Linked DNA regions of Mus musculus: all the other regions are linked to region 2. The links are chromatin loops, found by intact Hi-C in ENCODE. Cell type or tissue: gastrocnemius. All regions are shown on one strand. Region 1 holds the start of Ccdc171 (coiled-coil domain containing 171). Region 2 overlaps Ttc39b (tetratricopeptide repeat domain 39B). Region 3 has its middle 26 kb from the start of Ttc39b.

Evidence for each region. A loop is a pair of places that touch in the nucleus more often than their neighbours do. Peaks named below come from ENCODE experiments on the same cell type or tissue, not always from the same donor. Only the 100,000 strongest peaks of a DNase experiment are listed, where the experiment ranks them.
Region 1: a loop joins it to region 2, with 3 times the contacts of the local background. A loop is called at or near these places in 2 of 42 quality-filtered maps.
Region 3: it touches region 2 in a loop (2.4-fold over the local background); 7 of 42 quality-filtered maps call a loop at or near these places.

What each region holds. Positions count from the first base shown.
Region 1 is chr4:83,524,582-83,532,581 of GRCm38, reverse strand. It overlaps Ccdc171 (coiled-coil domain containing 171), which reads right to left and starts at 7,037. Exons shown (of 26, transcript NM_001355378.1): 1 at 6,812-7,037. Gm25899 (a small nuclear RNA gene) reads left to right here and starts at 4,814; the gene lies at 4,814-4,954. In gastrocnemius, CTCF peaks have their summits at 2,299 (motif pointing left) and 4,475 (motif pointing left); DNase peaks (open chromatin) are centred at 4,462, 6,773, 7,169 and 7,659; H3K4me3 peaks cover 2,229 bases; H3K27ac peaks cover 2,088 bases.
Region 2 is chr4:83,299,097-83,307,096 of GRCm38, reverse strand. The region is part of intron 1 of Ttc39b (tetratricopeptide repeat domain 39B); the gene reads left to right. Among named protein-coding and RNA genes, the nearest start is that of Gm23412, 17 kb to the right of the region's middle. In gastrocnemius, a CTCF peak has its summit at 3,484 (motif pointing left); DNase peaks (open chromatin) are centred at 3,498 and 6,356; H3K4me3 peaks cover 1,654 bases; H3K27ac peaks cover 4,083 bases.
Region 3 is chr4:83,346,659-83,354,658 of GRCm38, reverse strand. No RefSeq gene overlaps it. Among named protein-coding and RNA genes, the nearest start is that of Ttc39b, 26 kb to the right of the region's middle. In gastrocnemius, no CTCF peak of the experiment used is centred here; a DNase peak (open chromatin) is centred at 3,740; H3K27ac peaks cover 1,362 bases.

The DNA.
Region 1 (8,000 bases), 230 kb before region 2:
TTTCATTTTTTTTAAAAAAGATTTATTTATTTTATGGAGATGAGTACACCATTGCTCTCTTCAGACACACCAGAAGAGGCCATCAGATCCCATTACAGATGGTTGTGAGCCACTATGTGGTTGCTGGGAATTGAACTCAGGACCTTTGAAAAAGCAGTTTGAGCTCTTAACTGCTGAGCCCTCTCTCCAGTCCAAGGGTTTTCATTTTTGTGGGTTAAAATAAAAAAGTCAATACAGGCATACACAACCTCCACCCATGCACGGACTTAGGTGTCCAACAGCACAAAAAGATCTCTATTTTATCCTCTGGGGAAGGAATTTCAGAGGGACTAGAGGTGCAAGACAATGGTAGGGTACCTGCTTACCAAGTACAGGGGCCTGAATTTAATCTTCACATACATGCACGCGCGCACACACACACACAAATAACAAAAATAACTTTAATTTTTAGATTTTTTTATTCATTTTTTTTAAGTCTTTGCTTGCACATATGTCTGTACACCACATGTGTGCCTGGTCTCCTTCGAGGTCAGTAGAGGAAGTGAAATCCCTGGGATTTGAGTTACAGATGGCTGTGAACCATCATTTTGGGTCTGGGAATTGAACTCGGGTTCTTGGAAGAGCATCCAATGCTCTTAACCCCTGAGCCATCTCTCAAGCCTCTAGAAATTTTTTTTTAGATACTAACAACCTTAAAAATGATGATTTTTGTTTTATTTTTCTTTGTCATGGGAAGAAAAGTGGAAGAAGAAACAATTTATTTAATTTACTGAGTTTCTTTCAATAAAAGTAAACTAAAAGAACTCATTTTTTTTCTGTGTATTTAGGCACAGAACATATTCAAACCTAAAGTCTTTAGGCAGAGGTAGAACGTCATAGAGGAAAGTTCCCCCAGTCTCCAGGTCAGATCGTGCGTACAACAGACATGCAGAGAAATACCGTGGGAAGCAGCAGGTCTGCACAGCTTCGTTCCCCTCACCCCATGAATACTGCCTAATAAAGCAATGTTCAAAGTGTGCACAGCTTTAAAACACTAACTTTGTGGTAACTTGTTATACAACGGTATAAAGCTAATACTGAGAGTTTGAAAATATTCAGACAGGGGTAAAGGTTTTCAGTTGAGTAGCATGAGACAAGAGAACAGCAGTGGAATGTGTTCTCAGACCACCTCTGTGCCTTGACTTAAGGCTCTTGGTTTGCTTTTCATTGATTTTGCTTCTGTTTTTGTTTTCAGTTTGAGGAGACTGGGTTGGTTGGATGGTTGGTTGATTTTGTCGTGTTTGTTTTGAGACAGGTTCTCACTGGGTAGCCCTAGTTAGTCTAAAACTCAATATGTAGACCATGCTGGCATTGAACTCAGAGATCTGACTGCCTCTGTGCACTAGGATTAAAAGCATAAGCCACCAGCCTCGCTGGGTGTTTGATTTGTTTTGTTTTTGAGACACAGTATGGTGAAGCTCAGGTTGGCCTGGAATTTGCTAGGCAATCAAGACTGGTCTGCAACTCCTGATCCTCCTACCCCCACCTCCCAAGTGCTGGCTTTCAGGTGGGAGTCACCGCGATTGGCTTCTTTTTCTATAGCATAATTTCCTTATTAATGTAAATAGAGAAGTCTGTAAAATGAACACAAGTAGTTAGAGAATCCAAGCAACCCTGAATAACACTTAGCAAAACACCATCAGGCGAGAGAGTCACAGAGAAGCAGTGGGGATCTTTAGAGAACAAAGGGTGCATCTGACAGAGCCCAGGGGAGGAAGCCGATATTTACTGCAGGCCTTCTGAGAACAGAAGAACAAAGTGGAGAGCTTTGCCCATTCTAACAGTGGGCACTTGAAATGAATGCACATCGTAAAACAGTCATGAAAGAGCAGGCTCAGCCCAATGACCTCTCAGAGTGGTCCTGTTCAGGTCCTTCCTGCACTGAAGAGAAACTTCTGTGTCTGCAATCTAAGCAGAGCAGAGCAGAGCAGAGCAGGGTAGGAGGGAAGGAGGAAGAAGTGAAGATGTTCCAACCAAACTGAGGAGGAAACAGCCAGAAAGATCTCAAAAGCAAGCCCCCATAGCATTAGTATACAGAAAAAAAAAAAAAGCTGTATAAAATTGTTTTATGAACTTATAGAAGTTTACCGGAGCCCTGCCTCACTCTCAAGTTGTAGATCTACCTATCTCCCATAAAAATAAGCAAAAGAGGGCTGGAGAGATGGCTCAGTGGTTAAGAATACTGACTGTTCTTCCAGAGGTCTTGAGTTCAATTCCCAGTGGCCACATGGTGGCTCACAACTATCTGCAATGGGATCTGATGCCCTCTTCTGGTATGGTTGAAAACAGCTAGAGTGTACTTACATAAATAAAATAAATAAATCTTAAAATTAAAAAAAAAAAAAAAAAGCAAAAGAGCCAGGCAGTTCGGGTGACACGCCTTTAATCCTAACACTTGGGAGGTGGGGACAGGCAGAGTTCGAAGCCAACCTGTTCTACAGAATGAGTTCCAGGACAGCTACACAGAGAAACTTATCTTTAAAAACATAAATAAAAAAATAAAATAATAAAACAAAACAATAATAATTTTTAAAACACAAGTAAATAAATTAATAAATAAATAAGCAAGCAAGAAAGCAAGCAAAAAAAAGGAGTGTGGTCACAGAGTAAAGAAATAAACAATACCCTATGTATGTATGAAAGATATATCCACAAGATTGATGAAATTTCAAAATAACCTAAAAACATCAGGAAAAGGCAAGGGGTACAGGGGTGCATACCTTTAGTGCTAGCTCTCAGGAGACAGCAGGCAAAAGCAAGCAGATCTCTAAGTTCAAATCCTGCATGGTATACAGAGAGTTCCAGGACAGCCAGGGCTATACAGAGGGATCTTGACTTGGGGGGAAAGGAGGCAGAGGAAAGAAGGGAAACTCATCAAAGTGCCAGATATGGTGGCATATACCTTTAGTTCCAGAATGTGGATGCAGAGACAGGCGAATTTCTGGGGATCTTTGTGAGCTCTAGACCATCCTGGCCTACCCTGGCTAGAAATACACAGTGAAAACCTGTCAAGGAAGGAAGGAAAGGAAAGAGAAAGAAAGAGAGGGAGGGAGAGAGGGAGGGAGGGAGGGAGGGAAGAAGAAAAGATAAGATAAAGACAAAAAGGATAAGGCTGATGGGTGGCTCAGGTTTTAATCCCAGCACCTGAAAGGCAGAGATGAATGGATCCCCGTGAATTTTAGGCCAACCTAGTCTACACAGTTCGTTCCAGGCCACCCAGAGCTACATAGTGAGACACTGTCTCCAAAGACAAAAAAATAAAAATAAAAATTTAAATGGTACAGTGACAAGAATTAGAAAGAACTAGAAATTTAAAAAAAACCTCATTTGAGTCATGAAAATTAAATTGAGGGGAGCATAAAAGCTAATGGGACAAAGTGCCCAAAGGAGAAATAAAGAACAGGGGAAATGGGTTCTGGAAGGATGGCTCAATGGTTAAGAGCACAGGCTGTTCTTACAAAGGACTCCAGGTCAGGTTCCAGCAAGCACAGCATAGCGCACAACCACCTGACACTCCAGCCTCTGGGCTAAGCCCCAGGGAACATGCACATACTCCACACACATACTCCACACAAATGTACATGCAAACGCAGTTAAAAAGAAAAAATACATCGTGTGACAAAGTATTAAACTTCAAGGTGAAGGAAGCAAAAGGCCTCAAAAGGATGTAACAAATTATGGAAGATGGGTGAAGAATAGCCAAGGGCTGGAGAGACATCTCAGTTAAGAGCATGAAGTTCAGGGATGGCGAGATGGCTCAGCAGATAAGAGCACTGACTGCTCTTCCAAAGGTCCTGAGTTCAAATCCCAGCAACCACATGGTGGCTCACAACCACCCATAATGAGATCTGACTCCCTCTTCTGGAGTGTCTGAGGACAGCTACAGTGTAGTTACATTGAATAAATGAAGTTCTCATTCTCGGATGCAAGTTTGACTTCCAGCATCCATGGCAGTTCACAACTGCCTGTAACTTCAGCTCTAGAGGACCTTACACTCTCACATACACAATAACACAAACATACCCATAACTTTAATGATAACAAATAATTAATAATAATGATAAAACAGGTTTTCTTTTTAAGAATAACCAAGTAGAGGGCTTACAGGACAGCTCATCAGATAAAGGTGATTGCTATGCAAGCCTACTGATGTGTGTTCTAGCCCTAGAACCCAACTCCACAAAGCTGACATCTGATCTACATATGCACTCAGTAGCAGAGGCTTGCTCACCACCATATATGTACATACACTCACACATAATAAGTAAAATTATATTTTTTTAAAAAAAAGAGGAGGCTGGAGAGATGGTTCAGCCATTAAGAGGTACTGGCTGCTTCCAGAGAAACCTGTTTAATTCCCAGCACCCACATGGCAGCTTACAACCATCTAGCTGTAAATCCAGTTCCAGAGATCAAAAGCCCTCTTCTGGCCTATGAGGGTACTGCACTGCATACACATGGTGTACAGACATACATGTAGGCAAAACACTCATGTACACAGAATAAAAATGAATATGAAAGAAAGGAAGAATAATCATTTAGAAATAAAGTGAAAGAAAAAGAGGAAGAAAAAAAAGAAGAGAGAAGAAGAGAAGAGAAGAGAAGAGAAGAGAAGAGAAGAGAAGAAGCAGTTAGGGATAATACAAGTCCCTGAATAGGGAAATATCCAAGTTCTTTTCCCAGAACCATAAAAAAGACAGACAACTCAAGCAAGGTAAAAAATAAATAAATAAATAATTAAATAATTAAACCACACTTGAAGAAAACTTTCCTTAGCTTTGCGAATTGGCTGTATTGTAGTCCATGAGGTTTATCCGAGGCGCAATTATTGCTAATTGAAAACTTTTCCCAATACCCTGCCATGATGACTTGAAATAAAGTCGGCATTGGCAATTTTTGACAGTCTCTACTGAGACTGAATAAAAAGGAAAAAAAAGGAAAAAAAAAAACTTTCCTTAAAGAACAAATTTTACCCCACATTTTGCAAAAGCAAAGTGGGTGCATCACCCCAGCCTTTTCCGACTCATTGGCCATCTTAGCACGAGTTTTCCTACCCTTCAAGCCCTCTTCTGTCCCTTCGCCGCATGCTCACCTCTCAGTCACACAGCTCAGAGAGAAAGGGGCTGGATGAAGAGTCAGGGCCCAGTATGGAACACTTACTATGTGCCACACACGCAACTAACTACGCATGCTTGATCCCACCATCCATCCCTTAATCTCCAGAGACTATTTGCCCATTTCACAGACGGGAAAACTGGGTTTCCCAGAGATTGAATGATTTGTACCAAGATACTCACTACAAGAATTAAAAGTCATACTCACATCTTGATGACTTCTAATGATTCTGTACCAAGAAAACATGCTTATCTGGAACCGCCTATGCCTCTCTGGGCGCACAGCCTAGCTTCTCCTGCCCACCCCCACCCCACCCCCGCCCCTTTAAACTGATGAACACCAACTCACCAACAAGCATCAGGTTTCATCAACTATTTAAGTCAGCCCCTCGACCCTTTCCGCTCTTGTTTAAAGATGAAAGGAATGCAACCTGTGTCACAGCACTTCCACTACCTTCTCAGTTTGGGTGTCTAACCAAATGCTATTTTTTTTTTTCTTTACTCATCGAGAGGAAAGGGCTTGATTCCCTAACACTAAATCCACTTTTTTTTTTTTTTTTTTTTTGTCTATGCAGCTTTGCATTCATTAGTCGTGACACCTGTGTGGGACTATCAGCAGTTACACGGTTCATTTGGCAAGGGGGCACTTCAGAGCTGAGTGCAGCTCAAATAGCAGAACACTTTTGTGCCCATGATTCTTGTTCAGTCTCAACCACCTTTCATCCCATCTCTGAAAAAAGAAGAGAGGTGAAGGAGATGTGTGATTCTGTCCATAAAACACGCCTAAGACAAAGAAACTCAAACAAACAAAAAGTAAACGGAGCCTGAAAGACTAAGCCCACTCTGCTTATTTGACATAAAGAACCTAAGGTCCAGGCGACAGGTGATTTGCCTGTCACAGCTAATAAATGGCTGAGCCAGGATTTACACACAAGCTCCAAGCTAAAACAGCCGCCTTCACTTTCCCTAGAATCCCGCTGCACTGCCTGCATTCCTCTGCCTTTAACTGGAAAGGATTGCATTTCCGGCTCTATCACAGTTTGGTCGTTACTAAGCACTGATAAATACAAATAACAAAACGGTAGTTTCATTTCTCCAATACTAGGAAAAGTATAAAACATCAACGTGCAAAATCTTAGAAGCTGTTTGATATCGTCTCTAAGTTATGTATTTGATTAATATGAATATCGTAAATGATTAAAAAGTCAAAGGGGGGGGGGTGTGTGCTTGTACGCAAAATTCAGCTTTAAACTCACAGCTGACTTTTCTAAGTCCCAAGGTGGGTGGTAGGCAGAAGTTGCATAACTCATTGTTTTGCTTATCAAACGTTTGTAGGGTGCCTAAAGTGTGGTAGGCATTTAAATAAAATGAAGGTAAAACACGAAAAAAAAAAAAGTGATCCTTGGGTACTGATCCCAAAGAGCTCCGAGGACTCTAGTCCCCACCGGTCCTCGGAGTACAGCGAAGATGCTCGGCTTCCTCAAGGTGGGCGGAGAGCCCTGGCCATTGAGCTGGAGGCTGGAGGCTGGAGGCTGAGCTGGAGGCGTGTCAGCACCAGCTAGCAGCCCTCAGCCGGGTCCTCTCTGCAAGCCCAGTCTCCTCTCAGCACCTCCCGGTCCCGGGCGCCAGTCACCATTGCACCCACAGCCCGCAGTTACCTCGGACTCGCGTGGTCCAGCCTGCACACCCACGACCCCCAGGCAGCTTCAGGTCTCGGGGTGAGTGGGAGGTCAGGCAACTCTCAGGAGAAAGAGTGACAACTGGGGAAAGCCGATGGACTCTAGGGCCAGGATGGAGAAAGTCTACGAGGTGAAGTTTACAACGGCCACTTCCGGGGGCCCGGAACACGCGACGAGGCTCTGGGCAGCCGCGACTTTCTCCGCCTCCCTGGCCCCGCCCCGGCAGGCCCGCCCCTCGCCTCCGCGTCCCCAGCGTCCCGCCCGCCGCCCGAGCCCCAGCTCCAGGATACGCGCGTACTCAGAGAACGCGGGCTCGCGCTGGAAGAGAAGCGCCGGCCCGCAACCGCGCGCGCTCCCGCGGCAGGCGGGGTATATTGCGCATGCGCCAGGGGTGGGGTACGCGTGCGCAAAGCACACGGGTGGCTCGGGGCCGCGTTCCACCCCATGCGCGCTCCAGCGCCGGCATGCTGTGCCTTCTCCTTGTTTCAGAACTCCCGCAACCGAGTGGCGTGCACATTTCCAGCCTCGGAAAAGGGCAGCAGCCTGTTCCTGCTCTGTAAACGTCTTCTTAGCTGGCTCTCGGCCCGAGAAACCCGCTAGGACCGCGGCCGATGCCAGGGTCCCCAGGGAGAGTGCCTGGGCTTCGGCACAGGTGGCAGACTCTCAGCGCCCTCCTCCTGCAGTCTCCTCCTCCCATCGATTTCTTTTGTATTTTGGCTTGGGTGGATAGAATGTAGGTCGGTGCTCTGATGCTGCTGAGCGTCTTTGATTACAAATAATGCAGAACCGGATTCATTGGCAAATAAGGCCTTGGAGCCTCGCCTTGAGCTCCATCTCTGCTAGATTTCAGCCCCTCCCCCTCCTCGCCCACAATTTATAAAGAGCTTTGGTTCGCCCTGTAGCCGCTTCAGAGGATTGGAAAAGCAAATCCTCTTTTGTTCCTTGGCTTTTGAAAGCCTATTCCCTAAAGAACAATGCGAAATGGCAGGATTTTGATGAAAGGTTTTTATCCCTGCCGCCACTACCTTCTTTCCACAAGTGTTCATACAAAATGAGCCTTTTATGCTAAACTTGTCCGGGGTTGGTTGTAATCAGCCTGAACCAGGTGTTGGGGTTCTCGCCTGCTCTCGCTCTGGAAAGTTAACAGTCCTAAGAGCAAATAGATTAA
Region 2 (8,000 bases):
AGCTTTAGAGGCCAAGTCAGGATGGCACTGTCCTAGGTGCTGAGTCTAGGGGCTCACTTGCCTGATGAGTGTGGTAGTCTTGTGAGCTCATGTGCTTGTCTGCAAACACACTTTTTACATTAATAAGTTAACTAATAAGTTAGTTAGATCATCGTGCGCGTATTTGAGGAAGTCAGAGGACAGTGGGAGTCAGTTCTGTTCTTTCACCATCTGGATTCCACTGGTTACACTCAGATCTGCAGGTGTGGTGCGGAGCACCCTTAGCTGTTGAGCCATCTTGCTGGCCCTCACCTTAAACATCTTAGTAACTGCCAAACAGAAATAGTCACAGTGCAGTGGAGAAACGGGCTGCTGTGTTAGGTGATTACAATCAACACCACTGGAGGGACAGATGCCCTGAGAAGGATATTGGACCCCTGCTGTAGTGGGGTAGTATCTACTCATATAAACCTCAGAGTCACAGGGCCAGAGTTTCGACCCAGGAATTTGTATGGTGAGCAAGCACCAAGCGTTAGAATTTTCTCAAGAGGGAAGGTTGTAAGAATTTACAAGTTATCTGGGCCATATTTGGGACAGTTTGAGTACCACAATGGTTAAGGACACTAAGTTGATTATAGAACATTGAAATCAGTTGGGGTCTTTGGGTTCATGCTGATGAAAGACTCACTGTCTTGTGAGTCTTTAGTGCTGCATGCTGTAAAGAGGAGAGAAGAATAGGAAGTTGACAGGAAGATAATGGTATAAACATTCCAGGTTAATGAAGGCAGGGGAGGTGTGACAGCTGAGTGCAGTAGCAGGCGCTAGCCCAGAGTCTGTACTGCAGAATTAAAAAGTGCTGCGGAGACGGGGCAGCTGACACATGGCATGAAGTGTAGTCTAACTTAGAGAACCAGGCTGCCTAAGAGGTAAACACAGGCTGCGGTATGTAGACCACACTGACCCAGAAGCGCGTCACACCTTACAGTCCGATGCCTTAGAAAAATAAACTGTGTGGATAGCTAGACAGCAAGCAAGGGAAGGAGGTGTTGGGAGAGAAGGAAGAGCAGGTCATGAAACCGGAGTGGCAAAGTGGCAAAGACAGGAGAATTTGTCTAAGTGGCACACAGGCATGCTGTGCTAGTAACCTGGCGACTAGTATGTCAGTTTGCAGTTCTTTCCAAATAATGTTTTTTTTTTTTTTTTTTTTATGTTTGTTGGTTTGTTTTTGTTTTAAGTTGCCAGAATGAAAAGGAACAGAGTGAGTGTCAGTGTTCTTTGGCTTTACTGTGCCCGTGTGTGCTGGAGCTGCTTCTTAAAGAAACAGCGTTCCTTTTTATAGTATCCAGATTGTTCATGCTCTGTGTCAGAGATATAGGCATGCTTGTTGTAAGCTTTAAACCATTCAGAAGTTAACATGATCTTTCTCTTTACCATTCATTCCTGCCTATGTCAGAAGGAACCCACTGTGCCTCCTATTATCATTCATTACCATACTCACGGGTCCGCCTTAGGGATATAGAATGCCGTGCTGTCTCGTCCAGAACTGGGACTTACACTTAATATGTCTTAGAAATAGTTCTACTCTTATTTTTTATGTAACAACTGAAGAGAACTGAGTGACATCATAGTGCCATAGTTTATCTGTGGAAGATCACTTGATCTGTTTTCTTTTATATTTTAATTTCTATTGACTATTTGGGATTCTCACAGTTCTCCCAGTCCTCCCCTGTCTGCACTCTCCCATTAAGCTCCACCCCAGTCAAAAAAAAAAAAAAAGGGAAAAAAGTTCCTTTTGTGTTGTTCATATACTTACTCCCTGGAGCATGATCAGATCCCCAGAGAGGATGAGTCTTTCTCTGCCTGCATCAGTACCAGAAGCCATGGACTGAGGAGAGCCATGGGCAGCCAGAGAGGGACAGGGCTAGCTCTCCCACCCCACACTCCCGAGCTAACTCGCTTGATCTGCTTTCCCCCCTAAGACTATGTATGCTAACAGAGGGATCCTTATGTATGAATATTTTTATTTTACACACGCACACCCTTGTGTGTGTGCACATATGCATGCTCATGTGGGCACCTTCATGCTATGGCATGATTGTGGAGGTCAGAGGACAACTTACTGGAATCTCTTTACCATATGGGGCCTGGGAATTGAACTCAGAATTGGCAGCAAATAACCTTTACCCACTGAGCCATATTTTAATAGTATGGAATTGAAATATTATTATTATTTTTTTAAAGATTTATTTATTTATTTTATGCATATGAATATACCACCATTGCTCTATTCAGATATACCAGAAGAGGGAATCAGACCCCATCACAGATGGTTGTGAGCCACCATGTGGTTGCTGGGAATTGAACTCAAGACCTCTGGAAGAGCAGTCAGTGCTCTTAACTGCTGAGCCATTTCTCCTGCCTGAGTTGACACAATATTGCGGTGTGAACTCTGTTCCTTTTAATTTAAAAATACTCCTATCAGTGATAGTTTCAAAATCAGATAGTTTAAAACACTAAGTCTTTTGGTTCTGCTTGTTCTCTGTGTAAAATTATTCCCGAGACCCCCACTCCCAAACAAAGAGTAGGCCCTCGCCTTCTGTGAACTTCTGGGTAGGTATGGCACTGGAAGACAGGGGTGTGGATATAATAAGTAATTTGCAAGGTTTACTTTACAGTCATAAAGACATTAGCCAAGCCGGGTGGTGGTGGCACATGCCTTTTATCAGGTCACTGAGTTTGAGGCCTGTTTGGTCTACATGAGGGAGTTCCAGGACAGCCAAAGCTATACACAAAGAAACCTTGTCTCGAAAAACAAAACAAGGGCTGGTGAGATGGCTCAGTGGGTAAGAGCACCCGACTGCTCTTCCGTAGGTCCAGAGTTCAAATCCCAGCAACCACATGGTGGCTCACAACCATCTGTAACGAGATCTGATTCCCTCTTCTGGAGTGTCTGAAGACAGCTACAATGTACTTACATATAATAAATAAATAAATCTTAAAAAAAAAAAAAAAAGAAAAACAAAACAAAACAAAGATTTAGCCAAGTAATATCAATGAAAATGAAATAATTTGCTCATCTATGCTAAATAAATCCAGTATATACAGCTGTAAAAGAGTTGCCTTTTCAAATGCACTTTATTATCTTCTATGCACTGCAGTGCACATCTTTTAGAATATCTTTTCTACACCCTCTGACAATTTATATGCAGCCATAGTGGCTCTTGATCACCTCCCCTCCCAAATGTAGAGCACATTTCATGTCCATACATACTCACTGCTCTGTGGAGTCACGCTATGTGCTGTTTGGCAACCTAGAGTATTTGTTTTGTAGTAATTTTGATTGTGGGTGATTAGTTTATTTTTTATTTTAAAGGTCTTAGAACTTCTCCCTTATGCTACAGCTTCTCCTCATACGGTTAGCTTTCACTTTTAAAAACACTGATCTGTGGGTAATGGGAGCTAACGGCTTGAGGTTAAGCTTTTCTTGAGAGCGACACCTGGTGGTTGGTTTATAATCTCTTCCCTTCCCCGTGCTTGCAGGAAATTCCGAAGAATCTTTCTGTGAACAGCTCCCTTTCTTGGTAGACACAACAGCCGCTATGCAGGCTCAGGTTGGTGCCACTGAAGCCCACACACTCCCAGAAGCCTGGAGATTTGATTGCATGTTCAAGGAGGCTCTTTTTATTTTTTTAATTTTTAATTTTTTAAATTTGATGTAATTCAAAGAGTTTATGACTTTGACCGTGTGCCAGCCTCTCTGCTTTACTCTTGAGGAGGCTGGATCCTAAAAAGATTGCATGTGTCAGTCAAGGTCACACTGCTCACTGGCGGCCTGAGGTCCTGTGACTCTGTGCTCAGGAGTTAGGCTTTCCATGCTGAAGTCAACTGTGGATTTTTTTTTTTCTTCTCTGTTCCAGGAGAGGCTCAGAGTCTTGGGTAGGATGAGGGGTTCTAGCTCTGTCTTCAGGAGTCAGCTGACTCATCTCATTTCTGAGGATGAATATCCCATGTCCCTGTATTGGTGGAGCCTGTTCTGAGTCAGGCCTGTTCTCTATGCACTGCGTCGCCAAAATCCTCACAGGACTTCTGGGAATGGGATGAGATTCCCGGCATAGCAACAGGAAATGGAGGATTAAAGGGCTAGACTTGCTTCAGGTCAGGGTTCACACCGAGACAGGCCTATCTCCCAAGCTAACTTGTATTTTCTCCATGCTCTACTGACAAAAGAAGTAAGTCATTAATGCATAATTACTTATAGTGCTCAGAGACAAACCTGCCCCCATGGGTGTTAGAGCATGTGACCCATAAATTTTCCACAGAGCCCTGTAGGAGGCTGGGAGGTTGGGTGGGTGGGGCTCATGCCATCACGTTGTGATTACCCCAGTAGGCACCCAGTGCCCTCGGCTCTCTGTAGGTATTGTAACTGTCCACCAATGTTCCCAGGTTACAAATGCTAACACTGGGATGGGTGGAAAGGGTTTGCTACAGCGAAGGAAAAGGGAAAAGGAGGGGCTAAGACTGTGTGGACCTTTCTATCCTGAAGTGATGGACCTCGGTGTGGTGGCACCGCACTTGACACACACCTTCCTCCAGGGTCATTAGGACCTCCAAGCCACCGTCCAAAGGGCCGCTCTGTACGCTCATCAAGTGCCAGCTCCGTGCCGTGGACAGGCAGCACGGTTTCTCACGTGTGAGAGGGAAAGGCATTTTTTGTCCTTTGACTTCGTTTTAAAAAATGAAGATCTTCACGATATTGTGAGTGAGTCATGTCTAGGCTGCTTCAGTGACTGAATCATCTGAATAGAATGCAGCTCATCAGAATGAAGCTTAGGAAAAATGAACTCATTTGATTGAGACAGGGTCTCTCTGCAGAGCCCTGGCTGTCTGTTCTCGCTATGTAGACCAGGTTGGCTTGGGACTTAGAGATCCAACTGCCTCTGCCTCCTGAGTGCTGGGATTAAATGCATACGCCACCACGTCTGTCCATGGTTCCTCCAATTCACGGAAGTGCTCAATTGAATCATTCCCACAGGGATGACTTAACCTACAATCCCAGGCTTTCATATCTGTGGGTTTAAAAAACTGTATGTTATTTGTAAAAATGAAGCTTTAAGCCTCAAAAGGCTTTCGCCCAATGCTTGTAGTCACAGCACTTAGGAGAGTGAAGGGATGGGCCTGGTGGGCAGGTCCTTTGAGCTCCAGGGTTCCAGATCTGCCTAGACAATGCAGTGAAAGGTTGTCTGAAGGAAACAAACAAAGAAGCCAGACATAGTGGCTTTTAATTTCTGAGTTTGAAGCTAGCCTGGTCTGCACAGTAAAATTTTAGGTCAGCCAGGGTGAAACCTTGTCTAAAATTCAAACCAAGCCAATTCCACAGAACTTCCATAGGTAACAAGAGAGCACTTTCCGGAGGGTAACTAGAGAACAAAGCAGTAAGGTCACCTTTGAAGAATGTGTGAAATTATATTCAGTTAAAAATAGCCAAGGCAGCCTCTGTCTTCAGTTAGTGATGTTACTGTTACACGATTAGAACTCTGTTTTAAAGAGCGTTTTGGTGTTTTGAGGTAGGTCTTTGCAGCCCATTTAGGCCTTGAATCTTCAGTCTTCCTACCTCAGTCTCTTGAGTGCTAGGATTAGAAATGTCTGCCAACACATGTGAATTTAAAATTGTCTGAAGCCCATTTTATTAACCGAAAGATCACCCCCCCACACACACACACAAATGAAAGTTGGATTTAAAGACCTTGGTTAGAGATCAACTGTGCTGCGCCTTTTTCTTCGTTTTCTTCCTGTTAGTCTGCTCTAATTGAGACGTTTGTAGCCCTTGAGACCTGGAGAAGGTTGTGTTTTGTTTTGTTTTTTTTTTTTTTTTTTTTTTTTGTATTTTTTTTTCCATTTTTTATTAGGTATTTAGCTCATTTACATTTCCAATGCTATACCAAAAGTCCCCCTTACCCACCCACCCCCACTCCCCTACCCACCCACTCCCCCCCGGTTGTGTTTTGTTAACTGCCAGACCTAGCAGTAGTTACCGGTGGGGATCTGGAGGTGGTCTCTGCAGAATTAGCTTTTATAGCTTCTGACGAAGAGCCCCGTGGTTCAGTTTAGGTTCACATAGGACTTGCTTTGATTTTCTTTTTCTTTTATTTATTTTCTGAGACAGAATTTTGCGATGTAGGTCTGACTGACCTAAAACTCGATTATATAATAATGTTCTTACATTAGATAATAGAATTTAAGATGACTCAGAAGAAAAGCAGAGAACAGTTTTGTTGAAGTTTGAGAGGGAAAACAAACAAACAAAAACAAACAGCAAAAAACAGGGCAGGCAGGCTGCCAGTCGGGAGTAGGTGGGTAAGAAGAAAGTCAAGCCGTTTGAATTAAGGCCAGAGAAGCTGGGAAGCTGGCAGGCATTAATGGAAGAATAGAGTTGCTGTGTGTGTTCAGAGAGTGGGATGCCTAGAGCATCAGTCAAGCTGATTTAGGATCTTTGGCTGGTATCTGGAAAGGAGACGGAAGGAAGAAGCTATGGTTGTGAGATAGAACTTGGAGCCTCAGGCAGGCTTAGTGAGCAGTGGACGGCTGTTGTAGCCACCTAGAGACATGCTACTTGCTCTGAAAGTACACACCTCACTGAGAGGACAGCTGTTACTCCCATTAAAAAAAGCTTTTTTTTAAAAGGCTTATTTTTATTTATGTATCTCTCTGGGTCCATGGTGCCCACAGAGGCTCTAAGAGGGTGTTGGAACAGTTGGAGCCGGAGTTACAGGTGGTTGTGAGCTCCCTGATGCTGATGCTGAGAACAGAACTCAGGTCCTCGGCAGGAGTGGCACCGAAGGATGCTCCTGACAGCTGAGCATCTCTCCGACTCCACAGTCATCTTTTAATATCTTTTAGGAGTATTGGACAGATTGCCAAGTGATGGATAGACCCACATGGGTTAGGCCTTCAAGGGAAGGAGAAATAGTATTTCTTTGTGACCTTATACTACCTGGGTGGTATGCTGCCACCCAGGCTAGAGGTACAACTCAGGTCCCATTCTTTTCAGCAAAAGTCACAGAACAGAGCTGATTAAAGCGAATGAAAGCAGAACAAAAGGAAATATAGGCATGGGTTACCAGGAGGAGTGGTCTTCTCTTCGTAGGCGTCCACTTGCCTCATACCTCCATTGCCGTTGTCACTGTGTTGCTGTGTATGAGTCCAGCCAGTGCCGGGGTGTGTGTCAGGGCAGGGTGCCAGAGAACAACTTCAGAGTTTTTTTTCTCTCCTGTCTTTTGTGGGTTCTGGGGATTGAACCCAAGTTGTGAGGCTTGTGTGGTAAGCTCAGTCGGGGTCCTACCCCACCAGTTACCAGCTGCCAGTCCCTGGTGTTTCTGACCTTAATGCAAGGCAGTGCGTTTCCTGCTTTCACATGGTATTTTATTTTTATTTTTTATTTTTTTAAAAGATTTATTTATTTATTATATGTAAGTACACTGTAGCTGTCTTCAGACACTCCAGAAGAGGGTCTCAGGTCTCATTACAGATGGTTGTGAGCCACCATGTGGTTGCTGGGATTTGAACTCTGGACCTTCGTAAGAACAGTCGGGTGCTCTTACCCACTGAGCCATCTCACCAGCCCCTCACATGGTATTTTAAATCCCAAGGACTGCAACTGTGATATTTTCTCCTTCTTATAATTAGTTATTTGCTAGGTAAACAAGGAAGATGATTATAGATTATAAGTATTGTGGACGAAATAAGTCAGTTGATGAGAAATTATAAGTTGCTATTCTTGGTGACTTTAATTAGTGTGATCAAAGTCCTAACCTTGAGGAAATGACATTCGGTGGTAAAACCAAGTGGTGGGGATCAGCCTGGGCCGGAGAGGGCCACACTGCTGGGAGACACACATGAGCATGGCGTGTTAGAGGAGCAGAAAAGAAAGCTCTGTGGCTGAAGAGGAATGGGTGAGGGGCAGGCTGGAGGTGTGCTTCGAGGCAGGTGGACAGGACTTTCATGACTGCGGCAAGGAGCTGGGC
Region 3 (8,000 bases), 48 kb before region 2:
GAATTGAACTCAGGACTTCTGGAAGAGCAGTCAGTATTCTTAACTGCTGAGTCATCTCTCCAGCCCTAATGCCTAATTTTAAAGGCCTCTGGATATTAAAAGCTCTGGACAAGCCCCCCAGCTTCTCTGTCATCATATCCCTTTCTCTGTTAGTCCTTTATTAATGCCTATAGGGCTGCGAATGTAACCCAGCAGTCAAATGCTTGTTTAGAATGCAGCAAAAGCCCAAGTTTTATGTTTAGCATTATAAGAAAAAACCAACAAACCAACCAGTCTTCAGGACTAGGGATGTGGCCAAGCATAGAGCATGTGCTTGGCATGTTGCAGTTCCTAGGTTAATTCCCAATACCAAAAATAAAAACCAAATCACTTTAGACAAATTATATTTAGCAGTTTGTTTGAGGAAAGGGGAAATCGTGAGTCACGTATCTCCCAGGATCAGAGAGCACCATCTAACAACATGGGCACGCGATGCTTGAAAGAAAAAGGAAGTGGTGTCCAGAAACAGGTGGACTGGTTTCAGCTGGTCTGTTGTGTGCACGAACTGCGTTGACAGCCTGATATGAGTCTTAGCTGTTGCATCTCACCATGCACAATGACAGCTTTTGTCCAACTCTACATTCCTTGTAGCTCTGGGAAGTCTGGCTTAACTAAATCAAAGCTTTGACTTTCAAGCACCCTTGGTCTGTTAATTAGTCTGTCAGTAAGTGTGACAGACTGGATTTGAGATTCCCTGAATGTAACAACAATCAGACGTGGCTTTGGAAAGTGGGCTGAAGATTCCAATCTCATTGGTGCGTTCACTCATCTGTGGATTTATATATATATATTATAGTTTTGCTTTGTTGTTGTTGTTGTTGTTGTTGTTTTGAGACAGGGTTTCTCTGTATAGCCCTGACTGTCCTGGAACTCACTTTGTAGACCAGACTGGCCTCGAACTCAGAAATCTGCCTGCCTCTGCCTCCCGAGTGCTGGGATTAAAGGCGTGCGCCACCACGACCGGCAGTGGTTTTGCTTTTTGAGACAGGGTTTCTCTATGTAGCCCTAACTGTTCTGGAACTCCAGAATGCACTCTGTAGCCCAGGCTGGCCTCAAACTCGGGGATCTGCCTGTCTCTGCCTCCTGAGTTCTGGGATGAAAGGTGTGCGCCACCACTGCCTGGTGCGTCGATTTGTAATGTAATGGGATGCTGGGAGGTGGCGGAAGCTCAGGAGGGTGAGACCTAGGTGAAGAGAGGACACACCCTTGAGGACTGAATCTTGTCCTCCGTCTCTTCCTGGCTTAGCTTTTCTGCTTAGTGGCTCCTGTGAAGCATGTCGCTTTGGTTAACCTGGAGCTGCATGCAGTCATGATTCTGCTTCACTGTAGCTTTAATGTACACCGAGAAACCCAACTGATAGAAAAAGATGGCATCTTGTCGTTTGTGGCTATTTAAGTGTTGTTGTTGTTGTTTGGTTTGGTTTTTGAGCATTAGGGATTGAGACCATGTATTAGTTAGAGTCACAGGAATTATGGAATGTCTCTCTATTTTAAAGGAATTTGTTGTGATGCCTTACAGTTTGCAGTCCAAATAATGGGCAGTCCAAGAATCTAGTGGTTCCTCAGTCCCATGAGGCTAGTTGTTTCAGCTGGTCTGTATAAGCTGGAATCCTGGAGAGGTAGGATCCAACACATGTTGGAAAGTAAGTGCGAGCAGGGAAGAGAAATGAGTCTTCCTTCTTCCAGTGTCCTTGTGTAGGCCTACCTCCACCAGAAGGTATGGCTCAGGTTAAAGGTATGTACTGCAACCCCTGGATCTGGAACTTGCTTTGTCCCAGGCTGACCTTGAACTCAGAGATTTGCTTGACTCAGTTTCCTGACATTAAGAGTGTACTACCTTGCCCGGGCCTAAGCTTTTCATGGCCACTATGCCTCAAGATTTCCATGTCAAGATCCTGGACAGGAGACCGTGTCTCCCAGCCTCAAGACCCGGATCTCAGGTGTGCCCTCCGTTTCTGGATTATAGTTCATTCCAGATGTAGTCAAGTTGACAACCAGGAACAGCTATCACAGACCAGAACCCACATATTCTACAGTTGAGTCCACGACAATGGGCTGAAAATAAATCTCTCTTCCCTAAATTACTTATTTCAGGTATTTGACACGGCAACAGAGAGCTAATAATGACATTTAGATAGCCTGGCACTTCAGTCGATCAGGCCTCTGTGGGTGCTGAGTATCACAGGGATATAACCTAAGGGGAGGGAAACCAGCTAGTAACCAGTTTACAGTTATGAAAAAAACTCTCTGCCAACTGCCTGAGCAGCCCGTAAAGGGCTCCGCATTGCCCATCCCTGGTAATTTGCAGTGATTTATTCTCTAAATATTCTTTCTCACTCCCAATTTTGTATTTCTAATTCCTCTTTTTTTTTAAGGAGTGCTTCTTACACTATCAAGATACAAAGCATGTCTCTGCTTCATGTACACCATTTTTATTATATTTTGTGTGCTGTGTATGTATGTGTGTGTTTGTGTAAGGACGTGCACACCTGGGGAAGTCAGAGGACAATTTGTGGGAGTCAGTTCTCTGTTTCCACCTATAGGTCCCTGGGATTGAATTCAGGTCATTAGGCTTGTGGGCCAGTGCCTTTGCCTACTGAACCTACACACCTGCCCTGTGTACCGTTTTTATTACTTGTTACTACTGAGCAAAATTTTCAGACTCAACCCCAGAATCTTATCCATCCTTCCATCAGCAGGTCTAGCCCAGAGCTGTGATTACAGCAGGCTCAATAGAGTGCTGAATGGCTGAGTAAAATGAGGACGAGAGACCCAACAGAAACTTCCCAGGGTAAGGGAGGTTAAACTTAATAGTATGTGCTGGAGAGCCGGTCCCTTCGGCGGTTAGGAGTGTTTGATGCTCTTCCAGAGGACGAGTTGGGCTCCCAGCACTCATGTTCTGTAGCTCACAACTGCCTTTGAATCCAGCTCTAGGGAGCCCAACACCCTTTTCTGGCTTACTTGGGTACCCATAGTGACACAGCATACACACATATAGGAGCACACACATCTGCACATAAGGAAAACTAAGTCTTTGAAATATTTTAATATGGACCTTACTGCTGTGGGCTACAAGAGCACAAACTGGATATTCATAGGAAAGGATATGGAGTTTGTTTGCTATTAAATTTGTAATTTCCATGCTCTCTTCTGGCCTCTGAGAATGCATGCATGCACATACAAGAGCAGGCCCCTCCCCGCTTATGATGGTAGGACTGGGGATATAGTTCAATGATAGGGTGTTAGTTGCATGAATGCAGGGCCCCAGTTTGGTTCCCCAGCACCTGAGAGTAGAGTAGAATTTTATGTAGTGCTTAACTCTAGGTGTCTATTTCAAGGCAGGTATTTTACTATAGGTATCTGAAAAATTTGTCTGCTTCATGAGGTAGAAAAGCAAAATAATAATAATAATACACTTAAAAATTCACTAAATTAGATTATCTTCCTTAAAATCGCTTCCAGTTTTAGTCTCTGCAATTGAACATCACATCTCTAATTTAGAGTGCTTTTATTTTTAGTTTAAAACAACACAAACAAATGCACTGGTTTCTTACAGTCATGAGTCTGGCTCGGAAATGGTTCTCTCATGAGGTTATAGTTAAGAGTTTGGCTTCAGTTCTTGACAGCTTCAGGCTTGCCGAGGACTTCTGGGCTCTCTGGTGTGGCTGTTGGCAGGCAACTTCAGTTTCCACTGGTGTTGGCTGGGAGCCCTTTATCCGTGTGTTAGTTAGCATCTCTGTAGGCTGCCTGAGTGATCTAGCAACACGGCAGCTGGCTTCCTCCAGTGTAATGAGAGAGCTGGGCAAGTGCATCGAAGTGCATGAACTGTGTGTGAGAGTACTTACTTCATCTCTTCTGTGGCCAGCATCAGGAATAATATATCACCAGTTCGTCTTTTCCTTGTGAGCATGTGTGGCCAGGTTTCAGGCACGTGTGCAAGTGCTGTACCACGAAGCTACCTGCTTAGAACTTCGCTGTATTTAAACAGGTAGAAGTGTCATTGCCTTCTGAAGCACATAAATAACCAAATGTAGCAAATTGACCTAGGCATTGCTTCACATAGGGATTTGTGTGGCGAGAAGAACACTTATAATACTCTCAGCAGTTTTCAAGAGTAGGTATACTATAACTGCAACTGTCACACAGACAAGAAATCTGCTTGTTCCTAACTGGAATTTTACATCCTCTGATCAACACCTCCCCATCTCTCTCCTTTACAGCTACCCACACCAGAGCCTGTTGTCCACCACACTACTCTCATACTCTCACATGAGTATGCTTTTGTGCCGGGGACTTATCCAGGCACCCAGGTACGGAGGCAGGCAACAAGGGGAGGTATAGAGTTGGGCATCGTGGCCAAGGTTGCTTTACCTTAGGCAATTTCTATCGGCGATTGCGTGGCCAAAAACTGCTTACTTTGGGCAATTTCTGCCTTTTTTTAACTCTTGGCTATTCTGTGGCCAAAAGCTGCTGGCTTCTCGCAATTTAACTCCTGTCTTAATTTTTAGTTTTTCAAGGACCCCATACTTCATACTAGTAGACATTTTAAGGAAAAAAAAAATCTATAGACGGGCATATACATACATACATTTAGCGGAATGGGCAGAGCCCCAAAAGCCACACTTTATTTCTTCTCTCAGCCTTTTGACACCTTCTTAGAAAACGTTCTTTATAAAATTACCTCATAGATAAAATGGTACACAAAGGGGGAGTTACAAAGGGATGTTGATATTAAGTTCAAAACAGTGTTTCATTCTGTAAGCTCATTATAAGTTCAAAGAAACAGTTCCACATGGCCTTGCTTTATCATAGTGCACATCTGCGGCTTCATTCTTGGATCTGACCTATAAAGAATGTTTTTCCTTGATCACAAATTTGTTCCAAGTCTATTTCTCTTCTTATTGTAATTTATGAAAACTCATTTTATGCCTTATAATGCAGCCTTTACTTACTATTCTATGAGGAAGGGGCACCTTCTATTCCTGATTCTAACTTTATTACATCTTTCTGACAAAACAAATAAAACCATCTCTTTAAACTTTCTTCCTAGAATTATTTGAATTCTATAAAGTCACTAATTCATCTAATCAACATTAATTCATAAAAGTTCATCTTCTTGTTGATCTGCAGGAAATTTGCCCAGTAGGGTGGGCTGATGCCCAGGAATTCTTAGACTATGTAATAATAGCAGAAAAGGCATATCAGTAGTGAGGAACAATCCTGGGAAAAAGTCTCTGGGGCTGGGCCTCTCAGACTGCACCCATTGCAGCCATGAAAAATTGTGGACCATCTCCAGGAAACTTACTTACTTGCCATAGCCTTTCCTAGATGGCTTCTGTCACTTGCGTGATTCCTCTTTCTATGCTATTCATCTTTCTGTGCCTGGCTCATTAGGATAATGCTCCCCACAGCAGGGCATGTAGTTACACACAAGGGGATTTCCCTTCTATGGTTGCAATATTCTACTGTCTTTACAGCACACAGATCTACTGGTGGCCACACTGGCTGACTCCAATCTCTCTAATGTCTTGGTTTCAGTTCATGGATATCATAGCCATGATTTTAACTGCTGGATCAGGTGGCAGCTTAACTTTTAGTTTTTCAAGGACCCTCCATTCTTAATACTGATAGGCATTTTAAGGGAAAAAAAAATCTATAGTGGCTGTCCCCAAATATGCAAGTTTTTTTTTTAATTCCCCTCCTCCAGTTACTTCCCATCACTTGTTATCTTTATATTAGGCAATTTAATAGGGACCAGATATGATCTCATTGTGATCAGATTTGTGTTTTATAGATTGAAAAAATCTCACTAGGAAAAACAAGTATTGTTCTATGTTTTTTGTTGTTTTTGTTTTTGAGAGATTTTAAGAACCAACACACTCTATTGGCATTTTAGCTTCAGTATCTCCCTCTCTCCTTCTGTTCCTTCTTCCCTCCCTCCTCCTCTCTTTCAACCCCCCCACACATACCCCTATTTTGCTCTCTCCTTTCTACTCTTCTTTTGAGAGAGGGTCTCACTATATAGCCCAGACTGGCTTAGAGCTGACTATATAGCCAGATTGACTTCAAATTCTCTATCCTCTTGCCCCAGACTTCTAAAATGTCACAATTATTGGCCTATGCCACGGTTACAAGTTTGTTTTCAAGATTATTTTTATGTATTTGATGTATATAATGCTATTATACTTAGTGTTTTTTAAATTAAAAAAATTAGATTATAGTTAGGTATGGTGACATGTACCTATATTCTTTCCTACCTACTAGTTGTGAGGTAGATGATTCCTATGAGTCCAAGGTAAGCCTGGTCTATACAGTAAGATCCAAGACAATGCTACATAGTGAGACCTTGTCTCAAAACAACAAAACAAAACAAAATAAAATAAATTAAAATACTACTGGGACAATAAAATAGGAAACACTGTAGAGCATGAGTTGGAGTTAGGCTCAATTGATGTCCAAGCATAATTAGGTCAAAGACAAAACATTAAATAATACAATTTAAAAATAAGATTTGCCGGGTGGTGGTGGCGCACGCCTTTAATCCCAGCACTTGGGAGGCAGAGGCAGACAGATTGCTGAGTTCGAGGCCAGCCTGGTCTACAGAGTGAGTTCCAGGACAGCCAGGGCTACACAGAGAAACCCTGTCTCAACACCCCCCCCCAAAAAAAAAAGATTCAAGAGCTGGCTGGGCAATGGTGGCGCATGCCTTTAATCCCAGCACTTGGGAGGCAGAGGCAGGAGGATTTCCAAGTTCAAGGCCAGCCTGGTCTACAGAGTAAGTTCCAGGACAGCTAGGGCTATACAAAGAAATCCTGTCTAGAAAACCAAAACCAAAGAGAGAGAGAGAGAGATTCAAGGGCTGGGTGGAGAGATGATTCAGCAGTTAAGAGCACTGACTGCTCTTCCAGAGGTCCTGGGTTCAATCCCCAGCAGCCACATGGTGGCTCACAACCATCTGTAATTGGGATCCAATGTCCTCTTCTGGTATGTCTGAAGACAGAGACAGTGTACTCACATACATGAACTAAATAAATAAATCTTTAAAATATAGGATTCAAGAAAATGGCAGTTTTCTATGTTGTTGCATCAGTCTTGCTATTTACTGACAATCAATAAATATGTAACTAATGTCTTAGAGTTTCTTGAGTGAATTCTTGCTGGCTGAGGTATGAAAAGCAGCCTGATAATTTCACAAGGAATGTATGCTATGCTACTTAGTTTTGTTTCAGACAAAGAGAAGTCGGGAAAACATCATGGAGAATGAGAGCTGAAGGGCCATCAGAAGAGGGGAAAAAACTTCTCTCCTTTGCCTGAGAGCTACAATGTGAGCTTAAAATACTCCATGGTTCGCAGAAATGGATTCTGGAATTATTAAGGATGGCAATGTCACAGCATATTATTGGTTAGCTCTTAGTCATTGTAACTCTTAGGAAAACAAATCTGAAGAATATATCTTGGGTAGCCCATGTCCTGGCAATAGATAAGCTTTCTATTGTTTATGAAGAAAAAGAGAATGATATAGGGACAAAAACTCCATTCTCTCCCACCTGTCTCTAAGTTTTATTATCCATTGAGTTGAACTCAAAAATATATCTACCACACAGGGTAAGTCACATAAGTGAAATGCTCAACACTTTGGTAATTATAGTTATGATGGTTAGTGGTAACTGTCAACAGAAATTAGTTAGGATCATTCAGAAGATGAGCCTTTAGGCATGTCAGTAGGACACTACCTTTTTCTCAGTTGAGATGGGAAGTTCTGCCCACTGTGGGAGGCACCATTCCCTAGGAAGGAGATCCTGGAGTGCATAAAAGTAGAGGAAGTGAACCAAGCAAGATGCTGGGCAGTGGTGGCTCACGCCTTTAATCCCAGCACTTGGGAGGCAGAGACAGGTGGATTTCTGAGTTCAAGGCCAGTCTTGGTCTACAGAGTGAGTTCCAGGACAGCCAAGGCTAAACAG